Regions from separate parts of the Homo sapiens genome. Here region 1 is linked to region 2. Evidence: chromatin contacts called from ENCODE Hi-C or POLR2A ChIA-PET data. All regions are on one chromosome and are shown on one strand. The core of a region is the stretch at or near the end of the contact, and the rest is flanking DNA. Distances in the headings are between cores, read along the strand shown.

Region 1 (3,815 bases), core at 968-3,467, 340 kb before region 2:
GTGCTTTTTTTCCAGAGAACAGCATTGACTTCCCCACCCATGGGTCTGGTACATAATAAGGAAAGGAAGGAAAAATAAGTTGAAGGAAGGAAAAATGCGTGATCCCCTGTTGGGCTTCTCTCCCTCACAGTCATAGATTTTGAACGTCAGAGCATTCCTATCTATTTTCCAAATTGCCCGTTGGATTGCCTTTTCACAACAACCTTAATTTTCACACTACAGGGACTGGAAATGATACTTTAGTTGGGTCAAACATTAGACTACACAAGGGTTTTATAGTCAGGTTTGGGATTTGAATGTGTTTACGTAGTCTGTCTGTATTATTTTTCCCTGGCAAGGTGTCTGGTGTTGAGTTCCTTGGGGAACGAGAATGTGGCTCAGGACAGCTCACCATTTGCAAACCAGTTATTAACTTGTAATCCACTCACCGTTTTCAATGTCTCTATTTCCCCACCTCTGTCAGGGCAGTTGGAGAATAAACTGGCTGTGCTGCTTTGCAGGTTGGGAAGAGGGACCTCACATTTGCCAACTGTCACTCCCTACCGTGATCATAACCCCCGTGAGACGCACATTCAGCCACATCTGTGCTGAGTGCATGAGGAGCGGCTCGGGCAGAATCTTTAACTGCTGTCATGGTGGTCAGTGAGAGATGTGGATGTTCATATACCTGTGCGCTTTTGGGAGATTATACACAATAGAGTGGAGAATTGGTTGTTTCCTTGGCCATTGTGGAAGTAACACATGGATCTGTGTTCATTTATTGACTGATTCACTCGTTGATTTATTTATATCTCATTTGTTCACCTCTTCTCTCATGTACTCCTTTATCGACCCCAAATGACTTCTGGGGCAGAAAGTATTGCTCTGTGATCACCCAGCGTTACCCCCTACCTTATTTTTGGACATCCTCAGTTGGGCATTCTAATACAAACATCATTTAAACATCCAAACCCAACATCATTATGCGTAGAGATCTTTGTCAACAAGCTTATGAGATTCATCTGCTTCAACCTTTTATTTACTAAATAGATGGCCGCCCAGGATCAAATGGGCCATCTTTATGCATAGTTACCATTTCTGCAACAAATACGGCTTTTAGTTACATTTTGACTACCGAAAATATACTAGGTACTATACCAAGTATAAGCTGCCGCTTTTTCTTTCTAGCCTGAGCACTTAATTAAGACCTGACAGATTGATTTTTCCATTAGGCCAGAAGGCAGGTGTCGTCTTGAGTAATTCTTGATTTGAATTTCTTATTAAGAGTCTGTTTAGCTCCCCCCCCATCACTGCCACCAAATATGTGTATTTAGCAGAGACTCTCTCTTACCCAACGAGTTTTACACAACGAATTGGTAACAACCAAAATAAAATATCCTAACAATAAAGTACTGTTTCAAAGGTACCAATAAGGAATGTTGCCTTCCTGCTGCAGTGTGCCTGGTATCCCTATAGAAGGCCTGCCCGTGGGTTAATGTGGTCTGGTAGTCTGAAGCCCGTGAAGCCATCATTTCTCATCCTTTTTTTAACCCCTAACACTCCACTATGGACAAATTGACAGAAGACATTGGTATCTGTATAGCCCCTAACTCCTCAGTGGATGATTTGACTTCTTTCATTTTTCTTTTTTCTTTGAGACAAAGTCTTGCTCTGTCGCCCAGGCTGGAGTGCAGTGGTGCGATCTCGGCTCCCTGCAACCTCGCCTCCCGGGTTCAAGAGATTCTCCTGCCTCTGAGACTACAGGCGTGTACCACCACGCCCTGCTAATTTTTGTATTTTTAATAGAGACGGAATTTCAGCATGTTGGCCTGGCTGGTCTTGAACTCCTGACCTCAGGTGATCCACCCACCTCAGCCTCCCAAAGTGCTGAGATTACAGGCCTGAGCCACTGCCTGTAATGATTTGATTTATTTTCTTTCTCTTTTCAATTTCCATCCTCCAAAAATGTTATGGAAATAACTTCCCCAAAATGATTGTCTGCCCGTCCACTGAAATATAAATTCCCACTTACAAATAATTTTTAAGAAAACTCTGTAATTGACATTTAACTCCAGGGATAAAGAGTGTTGCTAATCTCAGCCTGCATCACTGGCCAAGGGTGTAACCAAATCCTCATCCAATGTGGTCATGTGTGTCAGTCACACTGCAACGTGGTAGTTACGGGCAGCGACTCAAGGTCGGCCAACCAGAGACTTTTAACACTTGTTGGGTGACTCAAAGCTTATTAACCTTTCTGATTTACCTTGATCTTCCATAAATGTGTGTGTATGTTTGTGTGGGTTTAAAAGGACAGAATAAAGAACTTACCTCATCAATTTGTTCGGTGGATTAAATGAGATAATCCATGTGGAATGTGACACAGGGTGCCTGGCAAATACAGGAGCTTTATATATGTTAGCTTTTCTGATTATTACTATTGTATCGTTATTGGTTAAAAGTCACATTAAATAGCCAAGGCAGATAACGGATGAGAACTTTGCAAAGATTACGAAAAAACTGAAGGAAGCCTACCTTGTATATGTGGCATGAGCTTTGGAACATCAGGTTAATTACCTTATTGCTGTGTTTTGGGGTTTGTGTTGACTTGCTTTGGTTTTTGTCTGTTTGCTTTTGAATAAGGTCCTAAAATACGGTTTTGCTGGGTTTTTTATTTGCTTCTGAAATTAGTGCAGGTGCAAGTAACAGGAAGTGAAACCTTAAGTGGCCTGAGGGAACCTCATTCAAATGGTGCCAAGCAGGTATAATATACAAGCATTATCACCTTACTGATAATCTGGCATACTGTGGGTATTCACACGTGCCATTCAGATTTCAGAGATGAAGTCATACGGCAGTTTGGCACCAGCTTGCCCAGCTCCTTAGGAAAGGTGAGAGAGAGGAAAGCCCTCATTTTTTGAGACAGTGTTGAAAACACGGTTTTACTTGTCGAGTGGCACAGGATTGCAGTTGTCATTTGGTCACATTGTCTTTGACGTTCCACCTTGGGTGCAAGGAAAATATCTTTAATAAGTGAATTCACACCCTGTTTATAGAGTTACAAAGTCTCCTCTGGGTTTGAGACTGTGTTACATATATCCTCATATTCTGAAATGTAGAAAAATTTACATATTGAAGACCCAAGACTAGAATACCACATTTTCATGGCTACAATACAAAGTTTTCCAAATGTTTAAATATTCTCACAGCCCGGTGGTTATATCTAAATAAAGCATTGTCCTTAAGACTTACTTTGGTTCTTTGTCCTGAAGGATTTAGAGAGAACCCACAGTTGCTTTGCCTTTGCGGTAGGTAAGGTGACTCTGTTCTCAGCCAGTTGCCGATCTTTGCATGCACTGAGCCCTTAGACATGCATTGAGTTGAATAAAATTTGCCCAGCTTGGTCTGCCATCCTAGGGGGCCTCTCCATGTGCCCTTTTTTGTTAAACTCAGAAGTGGGTCATATGTACAAGATGCCCATCTATGTCTTGCTTTTAGTAAGAAAGCATCTGAAACAACCTACTGCACCCCATAGAGTAGCCAGAGCTTTTGCATCTCTCCCCTAGGGCTCCACTGAGCCAGGATGTTGTTCCTTTTCCTTCAGCTTGCTCCTCCCCAGCCACTCCCTGGCCACAGTCACACACATACACATACACACACCCCTCTGCAGTTTGCTCCCACTTTGCCTTGCATGGCCAGCCTGGCTCCTCATTCATCTCTCCAACCTCAGCAGGCTCACATTCTGTATTTTCCTGGAAGGGCACTTGCTAGGGGCACAATGCTTCTCTTCCCATTGCTCTTAAAGGAAGGGATGAGAACAGGGAGCGATTGCATGAGTG
Region 2 (4,112 bases), core at 1,575-4,074:
ACCCATTGTAGCTGATCCAACTTCCGGCGTTTATTTTATTTTTTTTTAAATTTCAAAGCTCCATTCTTGACATTGACTAGAAAACAGCTGAAAGAAAGAGACACGGCCCATTTGCATATTCTACAAGGATAGTGTGGAGCCTGTATGATGAAATCTGAATAAATACGTGGATTTTGAGAACCCTTTTTTTCCCTGACAGTATTCAACATTAAGTATATACTTAAGCAGTAATGACTCTGAAGCTATGCTTTGCATTCATGAACACACTCCATAGGGTTACGCTTCAAGCACTAGGTGAAGCCAAGATTTTCTGAATTATGTTTCATTGGGGAATTTTTACCTTTTTTTCCTGTTTATGACAGTCATTTCATCTGGTTTTATAATGAGGTCAGGAACAGGTGAATGTAAAATAATACTAGTAAGCTGAGTGATTTCTGTGTTAATGATTAGGCTATTTTTTAAATTAAAAAGTTCTGGTATTTGAAACATGCTCAGTACTTTAAGTACACTTACTAGTAATTAATCAGAATGAAAGATTTTAATGTTCTCTGATTATGTACAAATCATTATGGCTACCTGTCTGCAAGAAGTCAGGAGAAACTGGTATCTCGGCTAAAACTGGGGGAAAAACTGGTGTCGTCTTTGCTTATTTTTCCCATTCTCCCAGTAAATACAAAGCATTAGCATTTGTATAATATAGGGGTGTACTTAACTCTTTCCCCTTAAAAGGCCAACTTTCCCCCTTTATAAAATACAGGTCTGCTCATTAAACCAATAACCTTTAAAAAATGAGACATCAAAAAAAAAAAAAACAACCAACAGTAAAAGCATTTTACTAGGAAACCCTCTTAGAGCACATTTTAAACATCTTTTGTGTTTCCACATATCAAGCTACTTTATGGACTTTTGCTGTGGCATTGCCCTTCAACGAGAAAGCTTTTTCCATTTTGTACCATAAAGAATATTATTTTTCTGCCAGCCAATTTTCTCTGTTAGTCACTAATTGGCTACATAAATCTCGGGTGTTGAGAATGAGGAATGTTTCAGTGTCATAGAGTGTAATCTTCACCCTTATTTACCAATTCATTAAGATTCATTGATGCAGGATCGGTGAGAGGAAATGACAACATAAATCAGACCTCCAACATAATGACCCTAATCAGTTGGGAATTGCTGGAAATGTCATGATGAACTATGTCCTTGTGTTAGTGCCACTGTACATTGTCATTGCGCTGCTTTATGAGTGGGACGCATCTTCCTGACACTGACTGTATTTAACGAAAAAAGAGTTGTTAAAAACCTGATTCCATTAAAGCTATGAGATCCATACAAGGTCCTGTGGTGTTTAGCCTTGTGCCCTTTACCTTCATTGTAACTGCTTAATGGAGCTGCAGTTTAATGCACATTTAGAGTACACCTGAGTAAAAACTCCACAGGAAAAAAAAAAAAGCAGGTTGATTTATGGCTTGTCATGTCTTTATTTAACCCAATAATTTCGGTGCGTATAGAGAATTGAAAACAGTAAGTTCTCCACTTAGGTACCAAATCTCTTGTCACTAAACTGAGGAAGCATCCCAGTGACCTAGAACTCCCTAAATATCCTCTCTTTCCGTGATGTGTTGGATTCAAACCTCAGTCTCCACAGGTTTGCTGATGGTAACTGCTGGTCATTCCTAGAATAATGTGTCAATTCAAAATTAGCAATATAATTTGACAGGGGCTTCTGCAAAGAGGTTTCTGGACACCTCCCCCGCCCCCCACCCGCCCCACCATGATATTGATTTGATTCCACCACATTCTTGGAATTGGTTACTGGAAGATCGGGAGCTGCATAGTCATACACATTCTTCGATTTAATATAGTTATTCATTTTAGCTGTAATGAATTAATCTGGCAACAGTTTTGGACTAGCCCAGAAGGCACTCCTCCTTCCTCTTTACTTACTGCTTATTAAAATCTTGCCGATGAATAGCAGGTAAATACGTTTCAGGATGTGAAGATTGAAAATTGTCACTTTATACTCCTTTGACTGTTTTTTTTTTTTTTTAAAAACATTGAGCATGATGGTAACCATTTTTTAATCTCAAAACAAATCTTTAATCTATGGTATAAGGCTGAGAAAGACCTGTAAGAGAACAAGACAAGTTTACTTAATCTTGACAGCCCTGGGTGTAATCTCACTCTGCTTGTGACAAGTCAGACTGTAAGATTTATAACTCCTTAATCAAATGTCTAGAAGTCTCAGGAAATGTTATCATAGGACTTCCTTTCACATGACTTACTGAGAACTCAATAGACCGTTAGATAAGCTCTAGACTAAGCTGGACCTTAGAATAATTTCAAATTGACTAATAGTTTTCTGGGGGGTTTCTTTGGCGGGAGAGTGTTTTCAATTTGTTTTGACAAGTGTATGTTTACAGACTCATTATATCAGAGGGCTCTGTTGCTTCCAATAGGAAGACACGGTAATTTTTGATGCCCTGTGGTCGTGGTCTTCACGTAAACGCTATTTGTGTTCCGAATCTTAGAGTTGTGTGGGAAGGGGATCCGAGGAGACATGAGGATCATAAAAGCTGCCCGATGTCACCATGGTCGCGTGCCTGTGGGGCTGTAAAGGCAGACTTAGACAAGAGCAGGGGACTGCAGTGGGCTCTGAGCCACTGTGTGTCAGTGGAAGGATGACTAAGAGTGTGAGAACCACTGCATCGCTAGAACCGCACCAGCCTTCTCATGTGGTCCAGGAGGCCCGGCACCGCCATTACCACGAAGACCAAAATGACTCTCCCCACCCACAGCCAAACCAGAGTCGTCCTGTGCGCTCTGCCCTGTCATCAGAGGGGACTGTCAGCTGCCGTCTGACATCCTGCGTGCTTTGGCTCTTACCCCAGTCTGACCAGTGTGACTGTACAGGATCCCTCTTCTTGGCCGGTGAACAGCGCACTTAGTGCCCTTGCAGGGAGCCTGAGAACGAGCAAGGTAGTGCGTGCGGGGAGTGAGCAAAAGAGAGACTCAGCGAGACAGGATGTGAGATGGAGGTGGAGAGCAAGACTGCGAGAGGAAAATGACAAGCAGAGAGAAAGGGATACTAAGAGGAAGATGGCAAACTGAAAGGGAAAGAGACTGTGTGACAGGGTGAGACAGAGTGAAAGAGATTGAGCCAGAATGAGATGCAGAAGGGGGTAGGGAGGGAGTGAGAGGGAGAGAGACAGGAGAGAGAGAGAGAGAGAGAGAACCCCGGGAAGCAATAGGGACCCCCAGAGTAGACCCTGCCATCACTTGTGCCTGGAAGAGGCTCTTGCATAGGTGACGGGCATTTTCAGGATGGCTGCCGGGTGGAGTTGAGCAGTGAGGCTGGCAGGAGTCACATCTGGGCCTGAGGCAAGTAGCCCAAACTGAAAAGGCAATGCTCTGATGTCAGCCTCATCCATCTAGGCTTAGAACAAGGATCTGTACTTTGAAGAATCCCAGCCTCCCCTGCAAGAAAGAGCCCAAGATTGTTACCATTTCAGACCTCAAGAGCCAAAGCAAGACACACCAGTTCCTAACCAGAGGGACTTGAGTTAGCTCTAGGAAATGGGAAGATTCAATTGATGTAATTTCAACTTCTTTTCCTCAGAGGCGTCCAGCAGCACAGGCTGCCAAAAAAGTGCCCATGCCCTTGATGTCTAAGCAAAGTGACTGTAAAAATAGAAGTAGTGTCTCAGAAGTTTTTTCTCTGCCCCTGTCTCTCCTGAATCTGAACCAGGCTGTTTAAAACTTGGCATCACTCAGCTTGCAAAGCTACCATTTGTTTCTAGAAAGTGAAAGTTTTTTTTGGTAAGCCCTCTGAAACTCAGTGTTGCCTAAATATCTGAAGACATGATTTTTCTCAGTCCGTCTTGGGCCCCCGTGCCCAGTCTCTCTTTGCTGCACCCGTTCTTCCTCTGCACTAATATGTCCTCATATCCAGCTCCTTTCCATAGATGTGATTGGGTTTCTGTTCATGTCTCCACTGTTCAAAAGATTTGTTTCCTCCACCATTAGTATTTGAGGGAGAACTCCCAAAACCTAGGGAGGGGAAAGCAAGTGGGCAGAGAACTAGAAATGAGATGAGAAAAATCGCTAGCTATTTC

What was found. Hi-C counts contacts between places; a loop is a spot of excess contacts on that map. ChIA-PET counts read pairs that join two places held with the same protein, here RNA polymerase II (POLR2A). Pooled maps may share reads with other maps.
Region 1: a map with no recorded cell type shows a loop between it and region 2 (5-fold over the local background). The contact joins two enhancer-like sites. A Hi-C loop is called at or near these places in 1 of 37 single-sample maps with no recorded cell type and 3 of 50 pooled maps. POLR2A ChIA-PET finds 5 or more read pairs at or near these places in 1 of 52 experiments (activated CD4-positive, alpha-beta T cell).

The regions. Positions count from the first base shown.
Region 1 is chr3:71,562,918-71,566,732 of GRCh38, reverse strand. All of the region lies in intron 2 of FOXP1 (forkhead box P1), which reads left to right. Among named protein-coding and RNA genes, the nearest start is that of FOXP1, 19 kb to the left of the region's middle. Within about 2 kb of position 2,217, at least 5 of the 41 ENCODE cell types and tissues checked have a DNase peak (open chromatin) inside an H3K27ac peak, as active enhancers do.
Region 2 is chr3:71,225,668-71,229,779 of GRCh38, reverse strand. The region is part of intron 5 of FOXP1 (forkhead box P1); the gene reads left to right. Among named protein-coding and RNA genes, the nearest start is that of FOXP1-AS1, 62 kb to the left of the region's middle. RefSeq lists enhancers at 1-1,619, 2,813-3,313. Within about 2 kb of position 2,824, at least 19 of the 41 ENCODE cell types and tissues checked have a DNase peak (open chromatin) inside an H3K27ac peak, as active enhancers do.